Linked DNA regions of Homo sapiens: region 1 is linked to region 2. A link is an interaction called in ENCODE POLR2A ChIA-PET data of the cell type or tissue named here. Cell type or tissue: HepG2. All regions are shown on one strand. Links, peaks and the distances in the headings refer to the core of each region. The heading gives the core; the rest is flanking DNA.

The links. ChIA-PET counts read pairs that join two places held together with the same protein. Peaks named below come from ENCODE experiments on the same cell type or tissue, not always from the same donor. Only the 100,000 strongest peaks of a DNase experiment are listed, where the experiment ranks them.
Region 1: POLR2A ChIA-PET joins it to region 2 with 5 read pairs; 5 of 35 experiments call an interaction of 5 or more read pairs at or near these places.

The regions. Positions count from the first base shown.
Region 1 is chr10:75,596,490-75,612,636 of GRCh38, reverse strand. The region is part of intron 2 of LRMDA (leucine rich melanocyte differentiation associated); the gene reads right to left. Among named protein-coding and RNA genes, the nearest start is that of MIR606, 52 kb to the right of the region's middle. RefSeq lists enhancers at 11,825-12,404, 14,667-15,493. In HepG2, for the core only: no CTCF peak of the experiment used is centred there; a DNase peak (open chromatin) is centred at 6,056.
Region 2 is chr10:75,405,923-75,422,069 of GRCh38, reverse strand. It overlaps LOC101929234 (a long non-coding RNA gene), which reads right to left and starts at 12,913. Exons shown (of 3, transcript NR_110304.1): 1 at 12,630-12,913; 2 at 11,886-11,940; 3 at 10,746-11,778. ZNF503-AS2 (ZNF503 antisense RNA 2) reads right to left here. Exons shown (of 2, transcript NR_024421.1): 2 at 13,088-14,815. RefSeq lists enhancers at 14,380-15,120, 15,121-15,860, 15,861-16,147. In HepG2, for the core only: no CTCF peak of the experiment used is centred there; no DNase peak of the experiment used is centred there.

The DNA of each region.
Region 1 (16,147 bases), core at 2,754-10,753, 190 kb before region 2:
TAAATAAAATAAGTAAATAAATAAGCAAACTCTTTGGAAATCAGAACAAAAATAACATTTTATAAAAGCCTCTTTCCACATCATACATAATAAACAAAAGTCATCTTGATCAGTTCAATTACTGACATTGCTGCTTTTAAAATCTGCTTAGTAAAATGGCATCAATTAAAGTTTAATGTCTTATAAAAGATCATTCAAGTATTATAGTAGAATTAAGAGGAAATAGGTACTGCTTGGGATCTGGCTATATTTTTAGAGTTTCTCAACCAGAGAGATTTATAAGAATATTCATTATTGCCTAGATTGCTTTCAATTCAGCCACTAGTTTATTAAAAGAGGTAGGCTAAAGGGCCCAGCACGGTTCAGAGCACATTCAACCAGCTGCATTTTCAGTTTGCTAAATATTTCAACTAGTCTTCAAAGGCACTGCATAAGTAAAACCTCGCACTTATTTTTCTACACACTTCTCCTCTTAATTTTTAACCCCCTGGGTATTTCCAAAGGAAATCTAATCCACATAAGTCATTCGTACCTAGCCCACACTAAATGGCATTTGAATGAGTTATATTGTTCTAGAAACCCCATTCACCTTTTCTGTTGGCCTTTTATTCTCTGGAGGTCCCAGTCTGGGGCAAATCAACAAAACTGAACCTTAAGGCAGCAGAGGGAACTGGGGAATAGGAGAAGGGGACCAAAAAAGTATCAACAGGGAGGACACCCAGCCAGGGGCTCCAGGGCAAGAGGAAATCTCCTTTTGCAGGCCTGATACACAGGACCAAGTCGAACAGTTGTTCAGGTTGTGCACTAGCTGACGGCATTTGGCCAAAAGGACAGGTGGAGACTGAAATCCAACCTATACTGTGCTTGCCAAGCTCAATTTCTGGCCAGGGGTTACATCCACCCAGAGAAGGGGAGCACATTTCTCTACTTCTCCCAGAAGCACTGTATGGGCTAGCTGCTGATAAAGTCATGTTAAGAAAACAGAAGTAAGCCAGTCACAAAAGGACAAAAGTCCTGTATGCATCCATTCATATGAGATAACTTAGAGTAGTCAAACTCACAGAGACAGGAAGTGGAATGGAGGCTGCCTGGGGCTGAGGGGAGGAGGGGAGTGGGGAAATAGCAAGTGGCTATTTAATGGGTATGGAGTTTTGGCTTGAGAAGATGAAAACAGTTCTGGAGATGGATGGTTGTAACGGTTACACAGCAATGTGAATGCGGGTAATGCCACAGAGCTGTACACTTAAAAATAGTTTGAATGGTAAATTTTATTACAATAAAAAGGAAATGAAACCAGAGTCAAGCACTGGCAGCTACACACCCACTGTGGACTCCGATCAAGGTCCTGCTCACAGATCGACTTTACAAGCCCATGCCATTGTCCAACAACTGAGAGTAGATCAGGGCTGCACTTGCCTCCACAAACGCCCAGCTACACAGGACCTGTCCAGATCATCACTCCTAATGCCTACCTTCTGCCTCCAAAGGACACCAAAGAGGCAGGGCTTCTCTCTAGGGGTCCTTGCCCCTCTCACCCTGTGCTCCCCCTGTCTGAGTGCCCCACCAGCTCCAGCCTCTGCAGCAGCCTTCCCTGTCCCCAACCTCATACCACCCCAAACCCTGTAAGAGTAGAGGCATGCTGTCACCCAAGTCCACCTCCCCTCAGCAGAATAGTTCATTACTCCACACACATTAAGTTTCCACCAGAACAAGGCCAACTCAGGAAAAAGAAAAATTTACGACTCCCATCATTTGGAATTTGCGGTAAAATTTAGCCTACGTTGGGCCAAAGAAAGGGTTTGCTATGAAAGCTCACAATGTAAACAAGACTTGAGGGAAAAACATTCATACAAAGAGAATAAATGATTCTTAAAGGTTTCAGTTCAACAATACATTTTAGGGAACATGTATTGCCTATTATAAAGACATTAAAGAAAATACATTGTGTCAGGACTGGGGAACCTGGGCCTGCCTCTGCCACCCGAACATGGGCCAGTCCCATAAAGTCTCTGGCCATGATCACAGTTCCCTCATCCATGGAGTTGGACAGAGACTCTCTAAGGTCCTTCTGGCCACGATGAGACTATAAAATTAATATACTGTACTTTGTATATTTACATACATGAGTGTATGTGTGGTGTGTGTGTGTATGTGGGGGTGTGGTATGTGTTTGTCTATGTGGTGTCAGGGAGTGCTGTGTGTACATGTGGGGTGTAGGGAAGTATGAGGAGGAATGGTGTGTATGTTGTATGTGGGGGTGTATGATGTGTGTGGGGTGTGTGTTTGTGGTGAGGGATGTGGGAGGTGTGGTGTGTGTCTGTGTCTACATGAGTATTAATGAGGACTACTTCTCAATAGAAAGAATTTGCCAGTTATTTCAAAATATTTTCTATACTTAAAAGTGATAAAGCTGGAACTAAATAGTGGTGACAGTTGCACCACCTTGTGAATGTACTAAATGCCACTGAATCATGGCACTTTCAAATGGTTACAATGGCAAATTTTATGTTACATGTATCCTATCACAATTTTTTAAGTGATAAAGCTGTATTTCTTTTTTAAAAAATTAAGTATGTTCACCAGTTCGGAAGCTGTAATTTACCCAGTTTGTCCAAGTTAGCAGGATTTTGCAGTCCTAGAATATACTATACACTCCACCTAGAAAAGCTTCTAGTGTAGGTCTGAGATCTTTGGGATGTGCCACACTTGGGCCAAGTCCTGGAGACTGGGCATTCTTTCCCTTATTGGGCCAATAAAGTCTAACAGCCTCTTCTTCTCACTAGGGAGACTACATCCCTGCCTACTGAAGACCTTCTGGGCAAAAAGGGTGACTGTGGATGCCTGCTCCCACAACAGGACCACACAGAGCACGCATATCGCAGCCTGGTTCCACCTGAGGCTCACATCATGCTCTGTAATTGCAAGACTCATCATAGCACACACTCAGGGCTTCTCAGCTCGCCCAGGCTAGGGCTCCTTCCAATGCACTACACCTGTCCACAATGCTTACCACCTGGCAAAGTATTTTATTCTAATTTTGCAACTTTTTAAGAAAATGAAATGCTTACATCAACTTAATCAATTTTCTTAAAAGGGGAAAGATGCTGAATTCGCCCAAGATGCCACATTTACTCCTTCTAGAAGTAGGTGCTGGAGAGCAGAGATTGACCACTAGGAAGGCCAATGGACAATGGTATGGCCACAGATATTGTTCAAATGAAGCTCATTGGTGATTATTTCTTAAACGTCACTTTCAAAAACTAGAGTTTTAAGTTCCAATTAATTGCCATTGACAAGAACCCCAGTACTTGACACTTCACTCATGAACAGCCCTACAAATTAACAGTGTGGGTGTGGGTGTCTTTACAAAGCCCATTTCCAAGCAGCGGCCTCAAAGCTTCATACCAAGCCTCCTCAGGGAGTTTTTCTTTGGAGCCTCCTGTTTCTAATACTTTGGGCTTGATTCCTTGATTCTAACCCCACCTCCCAACCTAGAGAGTGCTGGCTGCATGCTAGCACAACCCTGAATGCTAATGACCTCAAGGGCAGCTAGTGTTCAGTTAGGTGCTGTGCAAGCTCCATTGTGGCCCGTGAACAAACTAGGGAGAGCTGATGAGAAGATGTACACTCTTTGAGAGTACGTGCAGGTGACGAGAGTGAGTATAGTGAAGGGTCACTGCACCAGACAAACTGTTGGTCGTGTTGAAGTTCTCTGGAGACCAAGGCTTGGAATGTGGCCCTTGATCAAGACAGGTGACCCAGGCAGAGACAGTAACCAAAAAGGGATTCTTTGGAAGAAACAGTGAACAGAGAGGAGCTAGACCCTGGTGTGAAGTGCAAACATGATCTGACTCATCAGCCTTATCCTCACTTAAAGGGTTATGCCCCCCACTTCACAGTTGCAGGCTCACAATATACCACTGCTTCCCAAACTAACCAACTCTGGATCTGTGTATAGCAGATGCAAAATAAACTTGTGGCCTTGTATGGCTCTTGGGTTTTGTTATTGTCAATATATACAATTTATATATATTTAAGGTATACAACATGATGCTTTAATATACATGTACATTAGTGAACTGAACATTATAGTCAAACTAATTAATGTAGTCTTCTCTTCACATAGTTACCATTTTTTGTGTGTGGTGGGAACACTTAAGATCTACTCTCTTAGCAAATTCCTAGTATACAGTGGTATATTATTAACTATAGTCACATGCTGTACATTTAGGTCTCCAGAACTTATTACATCCTACATAACTGAAACTTTGTACCCTTTGACCAACAACCTTCCCATTTCCCTGGCCCCCCATCCCCTGGTAACAACCATTCTAGTCTCTGCTTCTATGTGGTTGACTATTTTAGATTCCACATATAAGTGAGATCATGCAGTAGTCTTCTAAGTCTGGTTTATGTCACCATGTTCTCCAGGTTCATCCATGTTGCAAATGGCAGGACACCCTTCTTTTTTTAAGGTGGAATAATATTGCTTTGTGTATGTGTGTGTATATATATATATATATATACACACACTACAATTTTTGATCCAGTCATCCATCAATGGACACTTAGGTTGTTTCCCTCTCTTGGTTATCTGGGTATATATCTGATGGAAATAAAATCAGTATCTCAAAGAGATATCTGCACTCCCATGCTCATGGCAGCATTATTCACAATAGCTAGGATATGGACAATGGATTTTTAACCACTCCAGGCAACCACTTCATGTTTGGATACCTAACAGAAGCAACCAGAGAGCTGGTTAAAAATAGAAAATCTTGGGCTCCAAAAAAAAAAAAAAAAAAAAAAAAACCACTGAATCAAAATCTCCAGGAGTGGGGCCTAGGAATCACAATTTTTTAAAGTTCCTTGGGTGGTTCCAGTGCAGCCAGTCATTTGGAAATCACTAAGTCACCTCACTTGCTTGCACATGAGGAATGAAGACAGTGCTGTTGTTACAAAACCAAAACAAGGCAGTGATTCTCCCTTAAAAAGAAAAAGATGCTCATCTGTAATGCTTTAGCATTTGTTTACAGATAATTAAATGTGGAGGAAAAGAAGGTTAGGACCTGAGAAAATCATGTGTTAAAAACTAAAAGTGGAAGGGCCCACTATAAATTAGAGCACTACAAAATTATCACCTGTATCAATAGAAAAATATAGTTCAATATAAGAACATCCAAAGAAATACAGTATTACATGAAATGGCTTCCCATCTGTAGTAGCTTTAACATAACAGAATTAAGACAACAAATCTGCTGAGGGGAAAATATCATGTAGGTCAATTTTATTCATTCGAATCTAACAGACTAGAAATTTGAAGAAATTTTAACAAGCATTTACTTTCCTATCGTATGTCAAGAAAGGCCTTGTTCATAAATACAAGATAGGAAAGACTTTCAGAAGATAGTTAAAACTCAAGAGGACTGTTCTGAAATGTCTTGATCACTTTGGAAGTAACCATTTCTCTAACATTTTGTAATAAAATGCCAAGTATTTTTAACTAGTCATTAAAACTGTTCCGGGAATTTCTATTGTAGACTTTGATATCTAATTCAAGTGGCTGCATAAATTTGGAAGCTACAAAATCAATTTTCCATAAAATATCATTTGGGCTTCACTAATCCAAACTGGCCTCCTTCCTAATTAGGTTGAATTCATGGGATTTTATTGTAATGCACTGCCAAATCAAATTGTTAAAACTGGGAACTTTGTGCTATTTTGGATTATCATAACATCCTTTCCCTCCATTAGCAGGGATGGCCAGAGGTTGCTAATACAATAAATGTTTAATGGATGGCAACACTGTCCCTTGCCCCCAGAAATAGAGATACAGACATAAAAATACCCTCAGATCTGTTTGTATCCATGCTTTCTGCCTTCTCTCTTGCTTGTGGCAAACAGTGAATTTTCCCAATATAAAGAGACATGCCAATCGACTTACTCAAGCCAAAGGTAAACAGAAAAGAAGTGAGAAGAAAGGGATGAAAAAACACTGCGGCAGCTCTGGGAGACATAGTCTTCTGTGCCAAGAGACCATCACCTCCTATAAATGTCCCCAGTCCTTTAACATTTGAAATAGAAAGGTGCAGTGGAAATGCAGGCTTCTGGAAGGGCACCAATAGAGCCCATGTAGCCCGGAATGGACTCTGCCCTTAACTAGAAACTGGGAGTCAGTGAGAAAATAGAACCTCGGTTCTAAAAATAGCCCACTTATTTTCATTTCTGGTTTCAATACCTTCACTGCACCTTTGTTTTAAAGGCATTACAGGAGTTCTGACATTTTCTTTCCATTTCTGAATCAACAGAGAAGAAATTCAGCTACATGGTAAGAGAGTTAATATTCTACCTTCTCGCACACTTAACACAGACATACCCATGCAAGAGCACATGTTAAGACTGGCCTCAGTTTGGTTGGGTTTAAGAGAAGGAGTTACCAGCAGTGAACTTTACTTATCTTACCATTAGAAAACAGGGTTGGCCAGGCGCAGTGGCTCATGCCTGTAATCCTAGCACTTTGGGAGGCTGAGGCGGGTGGATCACTTGAGCCCAGGAGTTCAAGACCAGCCTGGGCAATATGATGAAACCCCATCTCTGCAAAAAATACAAAAATTAGCTGAGCATGGTGGTGCACACCTGTAGTTACAGCTACTTGGGAGCCCAAGGTAGGAAGAGCATCTGAGTCCAGGAGGCAGAGGTTGCAGTGAGCCATGATTGCGCCACTGCACTCCAGCCTGAGTGACAGAGCAAGACCCCGTCTCAAAAAGAAAGAAAGAAAGGCTTATTTGGGAGGAGGTGAGACGGCAAGAGAGTACTCAGTTCCCAGCCGCTGCCATCACTCTTTCTCCTTCAACTGCTCACACAAAGAACTTGGCCATTCAAGCCAAAGAAATGTAGATTTCTGTCCCAGCTTCACCATGACCTTAGATAAGTTAATTTCTGCAACTCAGTTTCTTCATGTTTGAAATACTGATAATTATTTTCATTCCAATCACTCTTAACATTAGAGCAGCGGCAGGAGGGGTTAGAATGTGCCCAGAAAGGATGCGTTAGGACAAGGGTCCTGCTGTCACTCTCCAATCAGATCAAAGTGTTCCATCAGTGGCCTTTCAATATGTTTAACTTCTCTTTTTCTTGTCCTTCGACTGCTGGGGAAGAAAATGTTTTAGTTAAGTATCCCACAATGTACAAACTTTCTAGGTGCGATTCTCTGCTTGGGGCAAACACGGGAAATTTTGGAACATATCCAGATGGAGAACAGGCTGACTCTTGACTGAAGACTGGTGTAAACTACAGTGTGGAACAGACTGTCTTCTATATTCAAACAGCTCCTATCATCTGAGCTATCAAAAATCCAACCAGCGTCAGGGAGACATTCAGGAAGAAAGGACTCTCATAAAGAAGCCACTCATAATCAAACTTGGAGAAATTGATTTAGAATTCAAGTCTCTATATTCCCAGTCTTGAGACTTTTCCACTGCACAGTATTTAGTCATATGAACTGTGTGGCATTCCCAGTTTATCTTTGTTACTCTTTTAGAATCCAGGAACCCAGGTTGAAACTAAGCAAGTTGTCCCAATGAATTTCTCCTTTTCTACTTGTCAAAGTCAAATAAAAAATATAGAGACAAATCTCTAAACAAAACATTTTGTTTGGGAAAACTGAATTGCAATTTGGGGCATACACAGACTGCGGTGGTCTTCAGTATGTCACAAGAACAAAGAGAAGGAAGGTTGGGGCTCTATTAAAAAAGAAATGTTATGTATTCTTTTGAAAGAAAACTCATTGGCACTAGTGAAGTTTTTTGAAGTGGGCAAGCTCTGATTGGTAAGTGGTGGGGCAGCAGGTAACACCAGTCTGAGAGTCACAGCAGTTCATTTCAGCAGCTACTAGGTTAAACTGTTCTTAAAATCATAGTATTTTGGCAGTTGGCTTACAGTATCACCCCTGGGCAGGCATTTGTGTCCTGAGTCCTTTTTCTCCTCCAGTCTCTCAACTCTAATTTAGTTGGGTTTGACAAGATAACTCCAATTCATATAATCAGTTTTTACATACTCAATACCATAAACTTGTGTAAGCAACATAGCTCATTTCAGTTCCCCAGGACTCATTCAAGGATAAACTTCAGAACAGTTGCCGGGAACTCTTAGCTCTATCTAAGAAGGCAGTAGTAAGGAATAACTGGAAGACGGCAGAGGTAATAATGATAAACATGAGCAATGACAAATAAATTGAATTTTTGTGTCCCAGTGGGTCTGAAAAGCATTCTGGCCCCACACTAATACTCCTAGAATTTCATATCTTTCACTATATTTCACCCCAAGGAAACTCAGCATTTCTACTGTAACAGATAATCTGTATTATTTCTTCTTGACTCTCTGAAATCCCCAAATTAAATATGAACCTTTTCTAAGAAACAAAATTTGTCTTGACCTCCTTCTTCTTGGAAATGGGCTTGATCTTATAAAATCCAAATTGCAAACAAAAAAAAAGAATGGTTAACTGATTGAATTTTAAGATTAAAGGCACATTGGGGGGTCACAATCCAACTGATATAAAATTGGGGACTGGAGAGGTCAAATGACTTGCTCATCATTACAATGTATGGGGAAAGGCTAGAACCCAAGTCTCCCAGAACTAAATTCATTGTTTTTCTCCTATCATCCCACACTGCTTAGAAAGCTAACAGTTCATGGCTAGATTTCTAAGAGCTCAGCTGATAGGTATCAAGATCCTTGGCTGTCCTCATCAACGCAGTACTGGTGACACAGTATTTATGCATAGGGAACAATAATTTTATGATCAAAAAAACAAAATTATGCCTCAATTCTTTAAAAGCTTGAACAACCTATCAATGTCTGAATTGCCTCCTTGACCAGGCATGATTCTTCATTGCCATGGGAAGAATTCTTAATCTAAGGTGCTTTATCTAGAGCCCCAAGAATGGTGTTGAGGGGAATCCATGAATCTCAAATTAAATGGAAAATGTTATGTTAATGTGTATTTTTCTGAGACTAATGGCCAGTTTTCATCAGATTCTCACATCTTTCTCCTTAAAATATTGGGAATCACTAACCTAATACAATTATTCCCTCTCTTTCTTATGCTTCTTATGAATTTTACAGTGTTCCATTTTACACTTCCATTCTCCTAAAAGTGCTTTATATGATATTAGAATTAGTTAAATAATATTTTTCAAGATTTTAAAAAACACTCAGACTTCTACTAGAAAGCTGCAAGTCCTGGATAGTAATTACTGGCAAAGTGTCTCGTGGCCCTGGGTACTGCCAATAACTGTAGTTGACAGAACTATTTTAAAAAGTACCTTCTTAATAATGAAACAGACCCTAAACTTGACTCAGTTTAAAAGAGAAGCTCCAAAGATGAGATTTTCATGATCTTCCTTCTTCACCCGAAATCCACTTTATAAAATACTGACTTAAAAAAAAAAAAAAACTTTAAGATGAGGCTGACTATATCCAGAATGGTAAGATCCTGAAATATATAAGCCATTGCTATTAAGCATTAAGATATAAGGGCCCTCTTTAGTAGAAAGCTGGGTTACTGTATAGTTGAAACCTAACTATCCATCATAAACATCTTCAATACATTTGAAATAGCAGGGCGGACAGGTTCTCTCACATTGAGGGTCATTTATGAAGCAATCAAAGCCTGTAGTGGGAAAAAGAAGTATGAGGAGGGACAGGGCTTTATAGAATGAATAACTTTTCTCATTCTCAGTATTTCTTACGTTCTTTCACAACAAATTGCTTGGCTTTTGAGAACAGACTCATAAAAGAAGTGAAATATATTTTTCTATCCTGAATCTGAACTTTTTTTAATATATAAAGTTGTAATGACCCTTTCCAAACAATATGAGCCAACACTTCAAAAATTTCCATTGTTTCAAAGACACAAATTACTTTGTGCATCTATGTCTATCAAATGAATGAGGAAGGAAAACACATGAAAGTCATCTGAAAGACAACATCTCCTAGGAGTTATGCTTGGAAGCTGGAAAAGCCCAGTAATCCCCCTACCTAGATAAATAGAGTTTTCCAAATGACTAGGGGGATCAACAGTGGAGCAGGGCCAAGCATTTGAATGTTATAAAGGAGACTCCGTATTAGACCTTGGGGAGAGAATCCAACATTGAGCTCCTTTATGGCTGGCCGACCTCTCTAAGACACAGCCCTACCTTGAGTGGAGAGGAACCAAAATAAAACAATATCTTCAAGCAATTTACACACAATTGAAATGGAATTTCTCCAAGCTCAGAAAATTTGAAGTTTATTCAGTCCATATGCTATCCCATCCCTTCCCTTTTAACAAGTAACTTAGAGACAGGGAGCCATTTCTTAGTCATTCTAGATCAAAATCCCTCCTCCCTTAACTCCAAATCATTAGTGACAGTAACGGTGCATCATTTGGAATATTTGGGGGGGGTTATTTTTTCCTCCTAATAAGAAACTCACTGGCTGCATTTTTATAAATGTCTCAGGAGCCCTACTCAACTCTTCTTCCATTAGCAGCAAACATGAGGCACATGATTTGACCCAGCACTGAATTCCCAAAAGCAGGATTTAGGGAAGCTGACAATAACTCAATCGAGTGATTATCAATCACAGAAGATAGTATTCTGGAGGAGAAAAGATATCGCACAGAGTATTTTTCTCATTAAGAAAATAAGCTTTTGAAGTAGTATACATCACTTTCACTACATAAGTCAAAATTCATACATGTACAGAGAAGATGATATAGCAAGGTCAAGTCAGAAAAACCCTATGTCAAATACTACCTTTGCCAACTGATCCTGTGCAAGTTACTGGTAATGATAATAATACCACCTAGCTCATAGGGTAGTTGAGATAATTGGGATAATACACGTAAAGCATTGAACACAATGTATAGCACATGATAAGTACTCAATAGATGTTAGATAAGCTATTGTTATTATTAAATTTTTTATTACCAAAATTTAATACCAAATTACCAATGGAAAGCAAGTCCCTAATGTTTCTTTCCTTGATTCTGCCTATAATTCTATTTTTGTATATAAAAATTCCCTTATTTGCACCTTTGTTTCCACCCAGAAAAAACAAAACAAAACAAAACAAAAACTCTTTTCCCTGGGGAAGGCAGGTACTAGAACCACACAGAACACTGTGAGAGTATCCATTATTCCCATTGGTATCTCAAGAATTGGATTGTTCTGAACCCTTTCATTCTCTCCTTGCATCTTCCATGGTTGTTCCCAAGGGGTCAAATTAACTTACAACAAAATCAGTGTCCCTGTTTCCTCACTTTAAGAAGAAGAGTCAGAATTCCCAGGCCAAAGAAGTCCCTTTGAGCAGCTCGGAGGCATCTCAGACCAACAGGCAAGAAAGAGCAGCCATCCATGGGACAAATAAGTGATTTGCATTTCCAAGGATGTGGGGAAACATATTAGTTATAATTAGCAAACACGCAGAGTCCCCGTGACAGCTTCACTTTACAAACCCTTGAATGTTTGACAAGAAAAGGTCATGTTTTGTAAAATCCTCAAAAGGTCATTCAATAACAAATCACATGAATGAAATCGCAAGGGTTCAGGGAGGTTAACAGAAACACCCCAGGCAGCAAAGTGCGTTTTCAAGGTAAACAAGGAAAGAGGGAAAGCAGCCTTGGCTCAGCTCTGGAAGAGGAGAAATACAAGCAATCTCTAATTTACCAAACACTATAATTTCAAGACATTTTCTCTGCACTTGGTGGTTTAACAGTGAATGCTATTTCTCATGTTCAGCACACTTGAAGGATTAGTAGATCATAGCCCAGCAACATTTCAACATTTCTTCAAAAGGTCCAGGCAGAACTTAGCCCAGGCTTTCTTTTAGATTTTTTATTTGATAAATCTCATGGGTGGATTCCACTTAATACAAATAGGTGGTCACATGCATGGCATGGCATACACGTCCCTGTGGATGGTCTTCATGCAGTATACCCCACACTACCCCTGCCCCACAAACCCCAAATCTGGGAACTTTAGCCCCAGAAGCCTTTTCTTCTGGCACTTTGACCTGCTCATGACCTCTTTCTTCCCAGGTCTATTTTCCTCTTCAACAAGAGCCAGCACCACATCTCTCACAGTCAGGAATAACAAAGGCTTGTTTATATAGGGTAATTTAGCTACAGGATCAGTGGCAAGAGGAGGATGATGTATCTGATCCACAGGTCAAAAGCACAATTCAGAAGTGCAGGGCTGCCAGGTTTAAGGGAGGGCTCCCTAGGGGACAGGGCCAATGGACTGACCACCTTCCAGAAAGTACAGCCAAGGCAAGCGAAATGGGGAGCATCCTCTAAGCTGTTTCAGATTTGGGCATGCCCTTCACACGCAAGGTGTTGGATGTTAAGACAAAGAATGCTGTGGAAAGAAGATGCAGGAGCCTGAGGCCAAGCAGATGGGTAGCACAGACTTACTTGGGGGGAAAAAGGTGTCATCCATCAGAGCCCTTGGAAAAGGAGACAGCATCTTAAGAAAAGACACTGGCAGACCTAGTGCCTGACTTACTCTGTGACCTTAAGTAAAGTAATTTGATCTTCCTAGGCCTTGGTTTTCCCATCTGTAAAATGGGTTATACTTATTCTTGCTTACTGCCCTGGGTAAGGTCAGGGTATAACAAAGTAAGAAGTAACTAGAGAAAGCTATGGATTATTTTACACCAGGAAGGGCTTGCAGTGCAAGTCCTGACTCTTGTCACCACTCATTTCTACATCCTACTCCAGCCTCAGAATCTTATGGAGAAACCACTCTCTAGGGTCCTGCTCTCCCCATTATGGTAGCCACATGTGGCTATTTCAATGTTAATTAAAAGCAAATAAAATTTAAAATTCGGTTCCTCAGTCACAGTACCCACATTTGAAGTGCTCGATATCTATATGTGGCTAGTGGCTACCATATTGGACACTGCAGATGTAGAACATTTCCATCATCACAGAAAGGTCTGCTGGGCAGCGCAGCTTGGATCTACATGCTATGGATGGAGGACAGCCCTGCCAACCTTTTACCTTCTACTACCCGCCGTCTCCATGGACATCCTGCTTTGCCCCAGCTGCCTGCAATCCATACTCACCATAAGACCATCCTCCAGACACAGCCCTGACTGATGGTTTCCAGCATGTACCTCTCACCCTACAATTACCTGTGGACCATAAAGCCCTCACCAGCTTGGCGGCTGTTTGATCCGAATGACGGTCAGAACCAGGACACCTCACTTAGTCTTTCTTGCCAGCGATTTTAGCTTATTTGCCATGAGTACAGGGTATAATTAATATCACACAGGAGCCAGCATTGTCATTTTTCAAATCATTTCCCTGGAAATGTTCTACACCTCTTAATGGCCCTGCTAATGCTGTAGCTGTCATGTTTTGGACAGCTGCACTTTTACAAGACAAACTCTGTAGCGCCAGGAGACTCTCTGCAGACTTTTTAGCTCAGAGGCTCAGAGGCCGTGAACGCCAGCCGGTAATGGCTAGATGGAAATCTTAGATTAATTTTTTTACCTCTTGGTGCTGACTGCTCCTCAAGTGTCACCTTCCCATTTCCATCCCCAGCCACCTCTCCCCTTCTTGGCCTCTTCCCTTGCCCCTGCCCCCACCTCCTCTCCTCTTTGCCACCTGATGGACAAGGAATGCACAAAATCAGCGGAAATCATACAACTGATTAAAGCCTGGACACTCTGTCCAAAGGTGCAAAGGCTTAAACATCTAGACAGAAGCCCAGGTGCTTTGCTAAATGCCACATACATTGAAAAAGTAAGGCCCTTCATGTCTATTTGATTTTATTTTTCAGAAATATGCTTTTTTGCCCCCTCCATAACTTCTTAGCAAAAGGTTCAAATTTCTCTATATACTAGGTATGCGTAAGAAAGACCGCGGAAGGAGGAGAACGAAAGGAGTTACATATGAAGCCTCGCAGGAGTCGTACGCGAGGCAAGCAAAGACGATCTGAACCACACCAAATATTTACTATAGAATGAAGATGCTTTTAAACAAATGGAGAAATTCACCAGATTGTTTTGGGTAGTAACAGAGCATTTTCCTGATGCTTTTTTTTTTTCTTTAAATAATTGAAGTAGAAGGAGATGTCATGGACAGCTCTCTCAGAAAACATACTACATCGTCCAGCACTGTCCAGGAAAGCCCTCTCAGCTGAGGCCTTCTGTCTTAAAAGAGAGGTAAGGCCAGGCTAGGGACACGACGACTCTCTTTTTTAGGCTAAACAGCATCAACCCACTGCTTCTTTAATATTGTGTTTATTAGCGAGCCATAGCCCAGGGAGAGACGAGCACACAGCTTCCTTTCACGCTGCGTCTGCAAAATGCTACCGAAAGTTGGACTCATCAGTGAAGCAGCAGGTCCCTTGGTTGAAACCAGCCAGGCCAGAAAAGTGACATGAACAGGATGCTGCTAAACATGCACAATTCGAAAATACACACTGTATTCTCTTCTGCATGATTTGCTGCCATTTAAAAGACAATAAACAGCAACTTTAGATTGCTAACAACGTGTCATTTAAGGTTTGCTGTTGCTCAACATCAAGAAAAATCAATGCCGGCTCTACGGGGGCAGCAAACCCCGAGAACTGAGCTCCATTTCAGGTCTGTTTGAACTCATTTCCTCTCTCCATGGCTGCCCCCTTGTACTCCCCCTCAGGCGTCCCCTCGCAGCAGGCTGACAGCTTGACACATTGACAGCTCCCACTGAATGACAACTGATTTGTACAAATTTCAAGCCTTATAAATCTACCTGTCACAACAACAACATAAAAGCGCCCAGGCCCAGCAGGTAATTCAGAAAAAGCTTCCCTTGACAGCACTTTCTGAAAAGCAATGGCGTGCCTCCTGCCAAAAATTCCAACTATCATCCTTGTATAACTTTGAATAAAAATTCAGGGCCCATTTTCTTGCCAACAGGCTACCAATCGTCTTATTTAAAGATTAAAAAAAGTGAATGGGAGAGAGGGGGATAAAACATCCCCACAGTTTCATTTTAGACTGATATGAAAGTCACACCACCTGCTACGCCAGGATTACCACACCTTTTTTCTCTCCCGTGCTCACAAGGAGTAAATGAGGGAGGCTTTTTACGGTATTTAAACAATATCCCAGATTGCAGGGGCTGTGCCTCCCAGTCCCCTCCTGGCTCACCTGGGGCCAGTCCAGCTAACAAAGCAAGATGTTTAGACTGGTGGGGGACTGGGTGGAGTGGGCAGGGGTCTGAGGCCACTGGCCATTGTTTTAACTACCCTCAAGATTTCTCCAAAACAAAAGCCCTGCATGTGTCCATAGCCCCACCTCCCAGACCACTTTTCTTACTAAAAATGATCACGTTACATCAAGGTATTCGTTCATCAGATACTCATTTCATTCAAATCAACAGCAGACCACATGATGTCATCACTGCATCTTTATTACAAAAGAAGGACTGGAGTTGAGAATTTGGAGATGATTTTTAGGCATGGTTTTGTAATTAAGTGGACCCCTGGAAAAACAAACAAACAAACAAAAACTCTCTAGCCAAATAAGGAACACGGGACTCAAAGAGAGAAAGCAAGGGGAAAGGGAGAGGGGGAGAGGGAGAAAAAGAAACTAAGTACATGAGCCCTTAAACAGGAAAGAGCAGTTTACAAAAAAAAAAAAAAAGAAAGAAAGAAAGAAAAAGAAAACCTCTTTATCTCTACTATTCAAGCCCCACCAATTCCACTTACTGTGGAGGAATGTGCAGCTTAAAAGTAACTGGCACAATTTCTCATGTATCACATTTGCTCATGTAAAGTCACTCAGATTTGTTAAAGGATATAGAATCCCAGCTAGATATGAGAGTAAGTTCCAGTGTTCTATAGCACTGCAGGATGACTACGGTTAGCAATAATACATAGTTTCAAATAGCTAGAAGGAGGACGTTGCATGTTCCCAACACAAAGGATGATCAATGTTCAAGATGATGGATATGCTAATTACCCTGAGCTGATGATCACTAGACATATGTGCTAAAACATCACTATGTACCCCATAAACATGTACAATTATTATATGTCATTTTAAAAAAAAAAAAATCTCAGTAGACTCAGATGGAAAAATGAACTTGGTGTTTTGCCTTTGAGGGTTT
Region 2 (16,147 bases), core at 2,914-10,913:
GGAGGTTGCAGTGAGCCGAGATCGGGCCTCTGCACTCCAGCCTGGGCGATAGAGCAAGACTCTGTCTCAAAAAAATAAAAAAAATAAAAAAAGACTGCTCTGGCTGCTGTGCTGGGAATGGATCATGGAGAAGGGACAGAGGCCAGGAGGCAAGACAGCAGGCTGTCACAGGAATCCTGTGGACTGTGAACAGTGCCTGGATGTATTTTGAAGATGGCATCAACAGAATTTTCTGATGGATTGGACATGGAAAGTGTAAGAAACCAATAGTCAAGCGTAGCTCCAAGGTGTTTGCCTGAGCAGCCAGAAGGATAGAGTTGTCACGCTCCATCCCTCACTTTCTGCCGGTCTCGGCTTCATCTCATTTTCTCAATGGGGCCTTCCCTAATCACCCTGTCCACCCTGGTGCTCCCGTCCCCCTTCCCTGCTGTATGGTTCTCCACAGCACTCATTGCTCTCTATTTACTTATTTATTTTTGATTCCCCTACTGAAAGTAAGCTCCACAGGGTGGAATTTCTTTTTTTTTTTTACTACTCTGTTCCCAAAATGTAGAGTCATGTCAGGCAGATTGTAGGCATTCAACAAATAGTTTGATTTTATTTTTTGTTGCATTTTGTTTTGTTTGACAGAGACAGGGTCTGGCTCTGTCCCCCAGCCTGGAGTGCAGTGGTGAGATCTCGGCTCACTGCAACCTCTGGCCCCCAGGTTCAAGCAATCCACCCACCTCAGCCTCCCGAGTACCTGGGACCACAGACACACACCACCATGCTCAGCTAAATTTTGTATTTTTTGTAGAGACAGGCTTTCACCATGTTGCCCAGGCCAGTCTCGAACTCTTGAGCTCAAGCGATCCACCTGCCTCGGCCTCCCTACATGTTGATGATTACAGGCTGAGCCACCACACCCAGCCCAACAAATATCTTTTGAATAAATGAATTGCAATGGATGAGAAAATTAGAGGGTGAAGGGCATCAGGGGTCATTTTTAGACCTGATAAGTTTGAGTTTTTTTTTTTTTTTTTTTTGAGACAGAGTCTCGCTCTGTTGCCCAGGCTGGAGTGCAGTGGCACGATCTCGGCTCACTGCAACCTCTGCCTCCCAGGTTCAAGCGATTCTTCTGCCTCAGCCTCCTGAGTAGCTGGGATTACAGGTGCCCGCCACCACACCCAGCTAATTTTTTGTATTTTTAGTAGAGATGGGGTTTCACCATGTTGCCTAGGCTGGTTTCAAACTCCCGAGCTCAGGCAATCTGCCTGCCTTGGCCTCCCAAAGTGCTGGGATTACAGGCGTGAGCCCCCAAGCCTGGCCTAAGTTGATTTTGATGCTTATTTTTAGTTGGCTGGGTTTTAGAGACAGGGTCTCGCTGTTGCCCAGGCTGGAGTGCAGTGGTACAATCAGAGCTTACTGTAACCTCAAAATCCTGAGCTCAAGTGATCCTCCAGCCTCAGCCTCCCAAAGTGCTGGGATTACAGGCTTGAGCCACGTGCCTGGCCTTGACTTTGAGGCTTGTAAGTGGAGATGACAAGAAGGAAACTGGATACATGAGTGTGGAATTTAAGAGACAGATCTGGACTAGAGTTAGAAATTTGGGAGTCTTCAGCTTTCAGGTGGCATATAAAGCCAAAAGACAGGATGAAAAAGATCTGAAGATTGAGCCCTAGAACCCTCCAACAGTTAGAGGTCAAAGAAAATGGAAGAATCACAAAGAGACTGAGAAGTAGCAACTGGAGAGGAAAGGAAGAATCAAAGGCAAGTTAGGGCCTGGGAGCCAAGAAAAGAAAGTGATCAGAAAAGACAGGGTTCCCAAGGTGATAACCAATGTTGCCAAGGATCACCAGGGGATGTTGAAAGCATGGAATGAATAGGATATTTGCATGGCCTCCAAAGTATCACCTCACAGGCCGGGTGCGGTGGCTCACGCCTGTAATCCCAGCACTTTGGGAGGCCGAAGAGGGCTGATCACTTGAGGTCAGGAGTTTGAGACCAGCCTGGCCAACATGGTGAAACCCCATCTCTACTAAAATTACAAAAGTTAGCCGGGCCTAGTGGTGCACACCTGTAATCCCAGCTACTTGGGAGGCTGGGGCAAGAGAATCACTTGAACCTGGGAGGTGGAGGTTGCAGTGAGCTGAGATCATGGCGCTGCACTCCAGTCTGGGCGACAGAGTAAGACTCCATCTCAAAATAAATAAAATAAAATTAAATTAAAAATAGACACAAAGTGTCACCCCACAGACAAAGGGGAATTTACAAAGGGAAAAATGTACCTCTACAGTGGAGAGATCTAAGGGGCACAACCCTAACCAACAGCTCAGACAGCATCTCCAAGGGTGATACGACCTCACATCATGGGCCTCTGATGTGATTCAATGGGAAGTACATACCACCTGCATGCTGTTCTTGCCATTAAAAGTTTAACCAGGATCCATGGGTGAGGAAACAGACAAATCCAGAAAGTGGAATGTTTTATAAGACAATAACACTAGACTGTCCAAAATAATATAATGAAAAACCAAAAAGGCTGGGAGAACTGTTCTAGATAAAAATGGACCAAGGAGACATGACAGCCAAGTCAAATGCATGCTCCTTTATTGAACACTGGAACTGGAAGAGGGACAGCTAAAAAGACATGATAGGGATAACTGGGAACATTTATATGTGAACTATTTGATAATATTACTGACGATATTGAATTAACATTACTTTTCTGCGTTGTGCTGTCTTGTGGTTTCATAATAGAATATCCTTTTCCTTAGGACATGAAGAAATTAAGAGTAGCCATCAAGATGCCCACAGCTTTCAAATGGTTCCCAAAAATTGTGTGTGGCAGGGTGGGGAGGAGAGGGAGAACCAATGTGGCGAAGTGTTGCCAGGTGGTGAGTTGAAGTGAAGGGTACTGGGCATTCATTGTCCTATTTTTTCATATGTTTGAAAATGTTATAAATAAATACAATGTGAAGGACTGAAAGGAAGATGGCATGATCAACTGCGTCCAGTGCTGGTTAAGGCCAAGTAAATGGAGGACTGAGCATTAACATTGGATTTAACAATTTGTGGGTCATTGGTGACCTTGACGATCTGGACAGCAAAAGAGGCAGGCAAGGGCCAGATGGGAAAGAGCTGACTAGGCCTCACGTTGAGGACAATGGGAGTAAAATTAAGCACGTCGGCATTTTAGAGCAATCAATCTGACAGTTTGGGAAAGGATGGCTGAGAAGGGGGAGAGTAGGAAAATGTCCGCAGAGACCCTGCAAGTGTATCCTACCCCTAGAAAGGGTGGCGAGGGCCTGAAGAGAGAATGCAGCAATAGGGATGCAAGGGGACAGGAGGGGATGGTTGCAAAGAGATTGCCGCCCAACTGCCTTAATGTAATGCCTGTTTGGGAGCAAAGGATGAAGGAGCTTAGATGCTGTCATTCACCAAAATACCACATGATAAGTTCCGTTTGGGACATGATGCATTTGAAAGCCTTCATGCATTGTGCCCTCCTCTGGGGAAAGCAGCAGATGGGACTCTGTAGGACCAACAGCCTGCCTGAGCACCCATGAGTCATTCCCACAGTGCACTCTGTGTCTCTGACGTCTGCACCACGCTTAGGGTGCTGGGGGCCACAGCTCTGGGTGTGACAGTGACCTGAAGATGCTTTTGTTTGTAAAGTTTCTGAATCCCGGGAATCCCTCTCCCCAGAACACCTTCCAAGTCCTGCTGTCCCTGTGGACAGGCTTTCCCTGATGGTCCAGCCTTCAGTGACTGCTCCAGGATCTGAAATGTCATTTTAATGCATCTCCTTGGGCCTGACATGGATGCCTGCTTTTTGGTGGTGTTATGTCCACGCATATCTGTTCCTGACTTCCCAACTAGGTGGTCAGTTCCTTGAATGAAGGGAACCCAGTTTATATCTCAAAATATTCCCAGCCTCGCCCAGAATGGATAATCAATAAACTGGAAAGAAGAGGGAGATGGAGAGTGGGAGGAGGAGGAGGATGAAGGCCATCAGTTAACACTCTTCATACTCAAGATGCCCTAAAAGCTTGCTGTGTTGACTTCTAACCATGGGGACCACTTCTCATTTCTATGGGGGTGGGAGTGGAGTTACCTGGAGGCCATTGCTGTCAACCCCTCTAATTCCTGAGTTAGAAGCCCTAGTAGGAAGCCTCCCTGAAACAGCCCACAGCGCTCTCTCCTGAAGCTGTTTGCAGTAAGTGACTCACCCAATTAAGAGCATCTACATAACAAAGCCTCACCGGGCTGCAGAGGTCACGGAGACTGTGAAGTGTGTCTTTCGTGTATACTCTGGAGAAGGTTCACTAATTACCAGTCATTTCCACCCCTCAAGAGCCTGTCAGCCTTTGAGATGCAAGGGATAAAAGAATCCCCAAATTCCCACCCCACACCAATCACTTCTACCTCCCCAACCCACCCCTGCATTTCAAACCTGTGACTAATAAGTGCCAGCGATGGGTCTCTGCCCACCTGGCTCAGAGTGAGGAGGGAGGAAGGGAGAGGGAAGAGCTTGCCTCCACTAGGAGCATTTGTTAGTAAAAGGCAACTAGGAGGCTTGCATCATTGTCTCTGTTAAACAAGTAAGCAAACAAAACTTGTATTGTTTTTTTCTCAATGTTAAAAGTATGAATGTTTGTAGTAGAAACTACAGGTGAGCAAGAAAAAGTTAAAATCACCCACGACCCCACCCCCTAAGACGACCAGCGGTCCCATAGACTCCCTTGCAGCCAGCTTTCTAGGTGATATGTATTTGCTGTGGGTTTGTGTGCACCCCTGCTCTTTCATAACCAGCTTTTTCCATTTAACGATATATCTTCAACATCTCTTCCCATGAGCACATGGAAAGAATGTTAGAGGTGTCAGGGATGCTTAACTGGGTTAGCAGAGAAGGTGTGTTTTGGTCATTAGAGCATGAGAGGGAGGCATTGCCAGGATTTCTGAAAGCTGAAGGAAGCTCTTGTGAGGCCACAGAGAGCCCTTACTTTTGGAACTTGAGCAACTGACTCTCTCTCTGTGAACCTCAGTTTCGTCATCTGTAAAATGGGGATAACAATATAGGCCTTATAGGATTGTTGCGAGGATTAAGGGAGATCCTGGTTGTGAAAAAACTATACAGGCATTGAATGTTTTATTACCCATTTTAGTAAGTGTTCATTAATTAGTGCCTGCTTGTTACTTAGCTCTCTGCTAGTCTGTGTTGAGAGTATAAAGAAGGCATCTGGTTCAGCCCTGGAGGAGCTTAAGATCTAATTGGAAAGTTAAACACACACATATACACAAAAAGCTAAACAATAAGAATTTAAATAGCTAATAAAATATATCATCAATTAGTAGATAATTAAGTGCCAGATGAGTGGCACAGACAGCAAGCACGCCAGGATTCAGAGGTAAGAAAGAACACGGGATAATAATAATAATAATGACCACTTTGAGCACTCTCTGTGCCAGGCACATGCATTGTCTCATTTAATTTACCCATCGACCATATGAAGTAGAGATCATTATTACATCCATTTGGCAGAAGAGGAAACTGAAACTTCAGAGAGGTGAAGAAGCTTGCCCCAGGTCACACATCTAGCAAGTGTGGTACTGCTGTTCCTTAGACCCAAGCAGTCATGCCCCAGAGACCACCACATGCTGAAGCACCATGTTCTAATCAGATGGACGGAGGGGCAGGGCGGTGCTGTGTCCTGAGCTGGATGGTACAGGAGGGAGCCTAATGAGTACAGATGGGACAAAGAAGGGTGTGTTGGTGCAGGGGGAAGATTCCAGGCTGGCTGGATGGCTGGTCCTCAGGGACAGTGGAAAGCAAGTCTTGACAGTAAGACTGAAGGAGAGCGGCCAGGCATGGTGGCTCACGCCTGTAATCCCAACATTTTGGGAGGCCGAGGTGGGTGGATCATTTGAGGCCAGCAGTTCAAGACCAGCCTGGGCAACATGGTGAAACCCTGTCTCTACCAAAAAAATAAAAATTAGCCAGGCGTGGTGGTGGGCGCCTGTAATCCCAGCTACTCAGGAGGCTGAGGCAGGAGAATCACTTGAACCTGGGAGGCAGAGGTTGCAATGAGCTATCATGCCACTACACTCCAGCCTGGGTGACAGAGTAGGTGACACTCCATCTCAAAAAAAAAAAAAAAAAAAAAACGGATTGAAGGAGAGAAGCTAAGGCACATGAAATGCTTTTTGGCAGAAAATGAATTGTCCATGAGGGTTTGGAGCAATGTGGGATCCAATCAAAGCAGTGTTTGGGAAGGTAGGACTAGGGGAGGCTACCGTAGGAGGATTTCAGATGGGTGTTGAGGAGAACTGAGTTTGAGGCAGAAGCATTTCGGGGAAGATGGAATGCCATCCTTCCTAAAAAGCCCTTATTCCCCTACTTTTTATCTTTGTGACATTTTGGGTTAATCTACATTTGGTTCCCGTGACTGCCGGCCTCATTCTGGCATGTTTACTAACTCCTTTCACACCTGGGTTCTGCAGGAAGTAACTCATTTGCTCCTTCCATAAATGCTTGTGGATCTCCCATTTCAAAGGGAGAATCAGTCAACACAGTCTGGGTGCTAATTATGATTAAGGGGGAAAGAGGTCAAAGATGATGCTAGTGGTCAGAGCTGATCCCCACCAGATCCCCCCAATCCTGCCACATTGGTGGCAGGTCCAGTGGTGCCTGCCCCCCCCCACCCCGCCACAGCCTGGCAGACCCACCCTCCCAACACCAGCCAGCTCCCTGGGCCACTGTTGCCACTTCTCACTGCACACCTCCACCCCCGCTGAAGGGGCTGGTCGCCCTTTTCTTCTGAAGCAGCAGGGCAGGGAGACTGAGAACATGATAAAGCCTTTGGCTGTTCAAGTAAAACGTTGTGAATATGAGAATGTGGTCAAAGAGCTGGTAGGAGTCACTGCGGGGCAGCATGTTCAGTTACAAAGGTGGGGACTAAGAAAGTCAAATCTTTAAAAATCTATTTATATAACCTATATATTAATTTTTTTTGAGACAGGGTCTTGCTCTCCCAGGCTGGAGTACAGTGGTGCTGTCACAGGTCACTGCAGCCTCCATCTCCTGGGCTCAAGCTGTCCTCCCACCTCAGCCTCCTGAGTAGCTGGGACTACAGGTGTGCATCACCGCTCCCAGCTAATTTTTTTCATTTTTTGTAGAGATAGGGTCGCACTATGTTGCTCAAGCTGGTCTCAAACTCCTGACCTCAAGCAATTCTCCCACCTCAGCCTCCCAAAGTGCTGAGATAACAGCTATGAGCCACCACACCTGGCCTAACCTATATTTACTGAATGTAGTTGATGCATATGGTAGACTATGTAGGCAATAAAAGTAAGATGACATCATTTGTGTCCTTATTAATGCCTTGATTAACAGAAAAGGTGAGGGGAAATGAAGGGAAAAAGTAGGGATAGAGACAGAAAAAGAAGAGAAAAGAAGAATAAACACTAAGCCCAGAGACATGAAGCATATTGGCCAAGGTCAAGGTTTGGGAAAGTGCAGTGCAGTGAGTAGGGAAAACCTACCTCTTCCCTGGTACTCCCCCAATACTCACACAAGACCTCAAATGCTTCAGGCCATGACTTTCCCAAGGAAATGTCCCCTGGAGATGTTTCTGTGCCATTGATTGCATTCCACAAACATTTTTGAGCACCCCAAGGTACCAGTTTCTTAAGCTCTTAAGCTCTGCTAAGAAGAAGCAGAGTTGATTGTTTCCTAAGGCGGTCGATCTTGACAGTGTCCTTTGATGCCTTAGACACCTTCATCAGACATATTGGGTGTCATCCAGGCTTGTGGGAGGGAAGGGCTAGAAGGGAAAAAATTCTGTACATTCTCAAACCAGATGGAGATAAAAATCATTTTCTCACCGGGCTTTGGTAAGAGGTAAGATAATGTTGTAAGCTACCTAGAATTGTGTCCAGGACACAGTAGGCACTCAGTAAAACCAAGTGTGATTCTCTCACTCAATGCTGACCTGACTGCTTCTCTTTACTGCATTGATCAGTTTTTCAGCTGAAGTCGTTACCTGGCTAGGTTGGTATTCAGCCAGGCTGTTTGGTGCTGGAGTCCCACACAAGTACCCATCATAGGAACCCACAGACACAACTAAGAAGTAATCACCATTGGACCTGTTTAGAAGCCACCTGAACAGCCAGGCTATGGCAAATCAGTTGACGTTGTTGGTTGTGAGTGACCAGAACTAGCTTTGATTAACTTAAGCAGAAAAGGAATGTATCAGAAGGATATCAGGAAGTTCACAGAATCAGTGGGAAGACTGGAGACCTAGACTTGGGAAATGGACAGGAACTGTCAGCAGCTGGGAAATGGAAATGCGGCTGGCCATGCTACCATACCAGCCGAGTTAGGCCACTGCCTGAGTGGCTGCCATGATCACAGTGCACATGGCAGTGACTGTCCTCTCTGCCCTTCCTAGTCAATGCTATTGCACTGGGCTCACTGCTGCTACTGAGAAGAGTTTCCAAACTACCACAATCCTCTGCTCACCCCTTGAGTCTGAGACCCAGGTAGGGAGCATCCATTGGTTAGAGGGCAGAGAGAGGGAGGATGTGGCCTCTCCCACTTCAGTAATCAGACGCAGGCCCTGCTTTCCAACAAGGAAGAGGATTCAGATGTTAGGCAACCAAATGAGTAGGAAGAAATTAAATGTCCACCATGCAATACTTTACTTGTAGCACTGAAGGTTAAAGGTATTACCACACTTGCCTCCAGGTGTCTTTTGGCCATTCTAAAATACCAAAGCCATGCCATAAAAATGTTTGCCTGCTTCTGAGGCTATTTCAAAAACTATACTTGAAGGCAAGTCTCTAATATAAGTTTCTAAAAACTGTTTTGGACCACTGTGATGGCATTTCGTTTTTTTGTTGTTGTTGTTGTTGTTTTTGTTTTTTGAGACGGAGGGTGGTATTTCTTGTTAAAGAAGGTGAAGAATATGTCTGTCTGTAATTATAAAAATCCCCAATTTCACTGGCTTAAACGAATAGGGATTTTTCTAACAAAATAAAAGTTTTGGAGAAGGAGGATTGTTGGTGATGGCTCAGTGTCCCAATGACATCAGGATTAAGTTTCTTTCTTCTGTTTTCTAGGACTTTCCCTCATAGTCACAAGATGGCTACTACAGCTGTAGATATTATGTCCAAGCTCATGCAAGGAAGGAGGGGAAAGGGAAGGGTCTAACCATAGGCATCATCCCCTTTGATCATGAAAATAGAGTGCTTCTCAACACTCGCTTACTGCTTTGCCACCCCTGTACTTCCACTTGTTCCTCATTTGCCAAAATAGGTTGCATGGCCACCCAGCTACAGGGATGCAAGGGAAAGATGAAAACAAGATTGTCATGATTGGCCTATGCCAATCGCAAACCACTGCCTGGGCCTGGTACACTACTACAGTTTTCAAATGAGGAAGGTGGAGGGAGGTGGATATCAGATAATATATCTAAATTCTGGTATCAGATTTGACCATTGCAGGATTGGAAGTTAGACACACAAGCGTGGAAGACAAGGGCTTTCCAAGGAGAGGAGACAGAAGGAAAACACAGGGCATGTGGGGAGAACAAAGAAATTCAATTTGGCTGACGTGTAAGTAGCTGCACTTTTGGTAAACTATCCTAGAGAAGTAAAATCACTAATTGCAAGGATATAGACATAAGAAATTTTATTAGCAAAAAAAACCTGGTAACAATCTATGTGCCCACTAATAGGGGAATGGTTGAATAGGTGCAGTATATACATCTTATGAAACATTATGTAGCTGGCCAGCATGGTGACCTGTAATCCCAACAGTTTGGGAGGCTAAGGCAGGTGGATCCCTTGAGCTCAGGAGTTCAAAACCAGCTGGGGCAACATGGAAAAACCCCATCTCTACGAAAAATACAAAAATTAGCCAGGCGTGGTGGTGTGTACCTGTAGTCCCATCTACTTGAGGGGCTGAGGCGGGAGGATCGCTTGAGTCTGGAAGGTCAAGGCTGCAGTGAGCCATGTTTGTGCCACTGCACTCCAGCCTGGGCAACAAAGTGAGACCCTGTCTAAAATACATACATATATACATACATTAAAAAAAAATAAAAATAAATTAAAATTACTATGTAGCTAAAAAATGAATATATTCATTCCATATCTATAGACCCATTTATTATTAAGAATGAATGAGCGAGTTGCAGAGACCCCTAATATAATCCTTTTTGTATAAATAGGCAATAACACAATAGCTCCACATATATGAATATAGTTTATTATGAGCATGGAGCATGGTGAAAGAGGTAGAAGTTATACCCCAGGTCCTTAACAATGGATGTCTTGGGAGACTGGGTGGGAAATGCAGAGGAGGTGAGGAAGATCACTGATGTTTTTCTTTGTATATCTTTGAGTGTTTTCCTGGTTGAGGTGAACATGTGTTTCTTTCATAATTTTGGAATGCATCTTAAAGCTTTACAAAAGTAGTTTGGAAGTGGGCTATGAAGAGTCAAGTGTTACACTGTATCATAGGGAGCCACTGAAGAGTTTTGAGTAAGGGAATGATGTGGTCAGGAAAATTAACCCAGCAGGAGTATGTATGATGGATTAGAGGCAGGAGAGGTGGAGGATGGGCAGAACAATTAGAAGGTTCTTGTAGCAGCAGTTAAGTCAGAAACTAGTAAGAACTGAACTGTGATAGCAATAATATGTGAAGAAAGGAAGAGGAAAGGGGGTGCAGGCTAGAGCCTTGAGACATACATGCCCAACACTGGGAGATGGTCGTGGGTGGCATGGTTTTCCATTAAATTGTGTCAACCAACACATCTTGCATCTTGAAACCCTGAATAAATGGCTGTAATCCATGCATATTCCTCTTCTCCAACCTCCTCCAGCATCCCCTTATTTGACATTTACAATAAAGGCATTCAAAATAACATATGTTTTCATGAGATTTGTATCATCGCCCTCATTAAGTTGAGAACATCTTGGAATGTGAGACCATGGAGAATACTTACTGGTGGCCCCAAAAAGGGCAGTTTCATTCGTTCATCATAGTTGGTGGTTTATACAAATGTTCCTTCTTCATTTGTTCCTTGAAGGAACGGCCCTAGTCCCTACCCCCTGGGAGTTTACCATCCAGTGAAGCGGACAGACTCTCAACAGGAAATTCTATTATAAGTGAGGGTAATGGGAGGCGGGAGGATGCAGGAAAGTGATGTGTGAGCTGAGACCTGAAGGAAGAGTATGCGCAAGCCAGGTGAAGAGAAGGACAGGTCATTCCAGAGAGACAGAGAAAAGCAGGAGCAAAGCCCTTGAGGTGGGGAGTAGCATGGCACATTTGAGGAACTAAAAGGAAGCCTTGGGTAGCAGGAGTTCCAGGTGAGGGGGTGTGGAGGCAGACAAAGGCAGAAAGGCAAGCTGGGGCAGAGCCAGTGTAGACCCGCCAGCCAGGGGAGGCAAGCTCAACTTGTTCTCAAGAACAATGGGAACCCGGATGCCTTTAAGCAGAAGAGAAACATGGTTGGATTTGCTTTTTAAAAAAAGAGCATGCTGGCTTGGGCTGGGACTACAGGGAAACAGCAAGGAATGCTCAATGGTCCGGTTTTCCCATTAGGCTGGGAGCTGGCCAGGGGCTGAGATGACCCCATGCCATTTATACTGTTCTCCTCTGTGCAGATCTCCCTCCTGCTCTGCACTGGCTTCAGCTGCAAATGGTTGTGGTTAACAGGCTGGTACTCCCCCATCAGAAAAGTAGAATTCTCCCTCCAATACTCCCCCAGAGTAAGGAGTTGGCATGCCCCAGATCTGAAGGAAAGAAGGGATGAGGATGGGATGCGGGTGAGGCAAGGCAGATTTCTTCTCTCTGTGCCTCAATTTCTTTATCTATGAAATGGGGCATTCATGGTACCTACCTCAGAGAGTCGCTGTGGGCGAGGACATAATTCATACAAAATTTTTAAATGGCACCTGGCACAAAATGAACAATCAAAAAGTGTTAGTTTTTGCTTTTGTTCTTCCTGAAAGATAGGTGGGACCCTATGAGCACGGACTATATTCCCCACTGTCCAAGAGGACGGCTGATCACATCCGCAGAGAGAGCGTGAGGACCCCTGGGCCAGGCAGGTGTCAGGAGTACCAAATGACCTAAGTTTCAACAAATCTCACGTGCAAGTTTGGGCCTGGGATCCTAGTCTGCAGATGCTTCTGTTCCTATGACTTAAAAAGAGAGTACCCCCAGGTGAGGAAAAGGGAGCCGCCCTGTGCCCTCCTGCGAAACCCGGTTCAGCCCGAGGCCTCCGGGGTTGGGGGCGCGACTGGGGGGGCGCCGTGGCCTGAGATCCAGCTCCGAGTCGGTGGGGGCGGAGCCTGGCCTGGAGCGGGCGGGCCCGCGCGGCGGAGGGGCGGGACCGGCGCGGCAGCCCGCAGCCCCACCCCCAACGGAAGTGCCGCCGGGCCCGCCCCTCCCTCCTGAGGCCCGTTCCCCTCGCCCCTCCCTCGGCCCACTCTTCATGGCTCAATTTCGGCTCCCGGAGCTGGTTCTACCAGGGCCCCAGCACCGGTCCAGAGAGGAGGCCCCGGGTCCGCGCGTCTGGTTGTGTCGGGCGGTGCTCTCTGTCCTTCTCACTCCCCAGCCCTCCCTTCCATTTCTCGGTTACCTGCGCGGCTGCAGGCGCCGCCGGGGACTGCACAGGTAAAAGTCTCGGCAAGTGAGGGCGCAGGTGTGGGCGCCTCCTGGGCCAGGCGGGCAGGGGAGAGGCCGACGGCACGTGCCTGGCTCTAAAAAGATTTTTTTTTTTTAACAGGGATTGTATTGACAGTGGGGGCTTGGGGAGGGCAGACACGGACCCTGGGAGCGCTGCAGGGCACTGGGGGGAGAGAGGGGCGGGACTGAAGCCCCGGAGATTGGGGGCCGGTTCCTTTACGGCCCCGCAGCTTGCGCAGGCTCCGTGGTGCCTGGGAGGTGGTGCGCCGGTTGGGTGGGGGCGGGTCCAGGCCGCGGCGTCGGAGAATTGTCCCCCATCCAGTCCCCGCGATGACTGGGTTTTGACAGCCTCCCCTCCCGAGCGCGCACATTCCCAGGTTTGCAGAATGAAAATCAATAAAATCGATGCAGTGGCAAAGAACGCGAAACATGTTGGGTTATTATTATTATTTGTGTTTGTTAAATTTTTTTTCTTTAAACTTTTTTCTTATAAAAGGTGGTTTCAGCTTGGATAATGGCCTCAGAGAGGGACGAAAAACGCCCCCTGGTTTCCCAGCAGGGTCCGGGGACCCGTCTTAGGTCCCAAGCCTCGAAAAACGTCCCAGGGCGGCTGTGCGGGGTCTGGCGGCGGGAAAGAAGCCCGGGGCACGCTCGGTTTCCGGATACGGCTATTCACCGCACCTCACCCTCTGCCCTTTAGGGAGATGGCCCCCCTCCACCGATATTTCCCCGGTTCACCACCCCCACGCCCCGGGAACCGCGCCTCCTCCCCTCCCCCGCGCTCTCCCCGGCGCTTTAAGTAATGATATTTGCATGCAGGGAGCGATTCATAAATATGTCAGGGCTGGTGAAATATAGGCAACATTTCAAACTTTCTATTTAAAAAACATGAATTATGGCCGCGGAAAATGTGTTCCCATTTAAAGGCGATACGAAGTATTTGGTGTCTCGTCCCCGGGCCCATCCATCACGCAGACAATAAAGAGAGTTTTTCGCCCTGACACCCGCGATTTATGGGCGCCCTTCTCTGCCCTCATCACTCACGCGCCGCGGCCGGCCTGGCGACAGGCCCCGCGGAGAGACGCGCGGCCGCCCCCGCGCGGGCCAGCGCGCGCACTTTGCGCCCTCGCTGGCCCCGCAAGATCTCGGCTCCCAGAGGGAAGCACCCGCTCCCAGGAGTTGGGGGATCGGTCTTGAGGGTCTGGGCAGCCGAGTGGGAGCAGAAACCACACTGGTCCTCCCACCCGCGCAGCCTCTCAGGGCCGGGGCCGAGCGCGCCGCGGCGGGGTTTTGCTAGCCTTTGCTGTGTCCTGGCCTCAACGGCGCCGCGCCGGGAAGTTTGCAGGGCAGGCGGCGGGAAGTTATTTAAGCACTGGCTCGAAGTGAGGACAGAGAACTGGGCAGGGGGTTACCCAGGCCAATTCTTGGGCCATTCCGCCCCAAGGAACATGGAGCTGTCCCCAAGCTTTCTTGAGCCCCGCCGGGCGGACGCTTCTCGGCTAATCTTTCTGCAACTTTTACAAAGCTGCCTCCTCCCCAGTTTGATCTCTGCAAACACATCCTGGGCGTCCGCGGCAGCTTGGAAACTATTTTTACCGTCTGGGGCCGAGGAGTTGCATTGAAATAAGGAAGGCGAGGCGCCTTCTCTAGCGTTTCACCCCGGACCAGGCTGGGTCACCCAGTGGCCTCTTTGCTCCCCCGCCCCACCCTTCGTGCGCCTTCCAGAGCCGCCATCGAATCTCTCTTGCTAACTTGCAGCGCTCTGGGGGTTCTCCAGACACAGGCGCAGGAGGGAGCCTTCGTCGAGGAAAGTTCCGGCTACCTCTGTTGGGGAATTTGCTTTCATTTTTCACCGCGGGCGAACCTGGCCAGGCGGGTTTCCGAAGCACTGGCAGAGGTGGGGGCTGCCAGGCACTGCCAGGCAGCGAGAGGCCGCTCGACCTGGGGGCGCCGCTTGTCCAGCCTCCCTCGGAGGGCAGACTTGCAGCCACCCGGGCACTAGAAACCACCTCGAGTCCTGCGTTGGGCCGAGGTGTCGGCGTACACGCGAGCCGGGAGCCGTTTCTTGCAGGATGCCTGCGAGCTGGATGTATTCGGATAAATGCAGCGCAAACGACAGCCAGAGAAATCCCGTCGATTCTAAAAATGACAAGGTTGAATTTATTAGACTGAGAGTCATGTTTAAGTGCAGGGAGATGAAAATTATACAAACAGCTCCACGTCCAGTGTGAACACCACTGATCGCTTCCAGCTTCTAGGGCATGTAATTAACACATCTGAATATTTAGATCTAGAGAGAAATATAAAAATACTCTTAAATTCTCCGTGTGTGGACATATATTTCAGTTGAAAACATTCTAGAGCAAGTGTCCTTTACAGCCCCTGCTTGGGTGTCATCTGGGCTGGAGATAGAACTTATGTTCAAATAACCACCCAGAGAATATTATCTATAACCAGAGTGAGTCCCGCATCGCTGAGGGTTACGGTATCTACAGATCTTTAAATATCTGCAGCGTGGCAGAGGTGAAATAAATGTATTTAAGAAAAGCAGGCGCGAAGATAACCGAGCCACTGTGTCCAAACAATATTTCTGGGCATGGAAATAAATTTCCTACAAGGTCGGCAGTGGAGAGTGCAGACAAATGGAGAGGCTTTGGGAAACCCTGTGTGGGGGCCACCGGTCCTGGACCCCATGCACCATGCAAGTTGAAGTGGGCTCTATTGGATGTCCGTGGCCTCGGACTGCGGCGTGACTGCTGCGAGAGGCTCGGCCCTGACGCCCAATACTGCAGCGCTCTGGGGGTCCTCCGAGATACAGGCGCGGAGAGCCTTCGCGGCGCACTGAACCCGACATATGAGGTGGCAGGCCTGGGCTCCCTCGGGCAGCCCTTTCGTCACAGACACTTCAGCTACCCCTCAATCCTGGCTCCACCTGGCTCCGGCAGTGGCCGTTTGGGCCTACAGATGTGGAGGAAGAGCGCAGAAAAAGGCGGGTCCGGCTCGATTCCGAGGCATCCCAAAGCAGGAAGCCGGAGGCCACTGGGAAGAAGGCCACGATTTTTGCGCCTTCTAGAAGCGAGGCCCCACCCAAACTCTTGGGACACTAACTTGAGGCCACAGAGGCAGTTATCTGGGTGTATTTACTTGTATCAGGCACCCACCCACACACACATAGTCACTACTGAGGCCTGGATGCCCCCTTGAGTCTTATCTACATATTTGAAAAGCCCGGGCAACGCCAACAGCGAGGTCGGCAACGTTACAGCTATGAAATTCCAAGGCAAAATACTAATTCCAGAATAGGACAACTGTCCACCAGTCTCTCTCCCTCTTTTTCCTCTTCACCCCTCCAAACCCACCCAACCCTTAAACAGGCGCAGAGCTTCTCAGAGCCCCTGCTCGGAAAGAGATTATAGAGGACTTTGCCATGAGTTTCTGGGAACTGCACACTCCTGGGGCAACCCGGGAGAA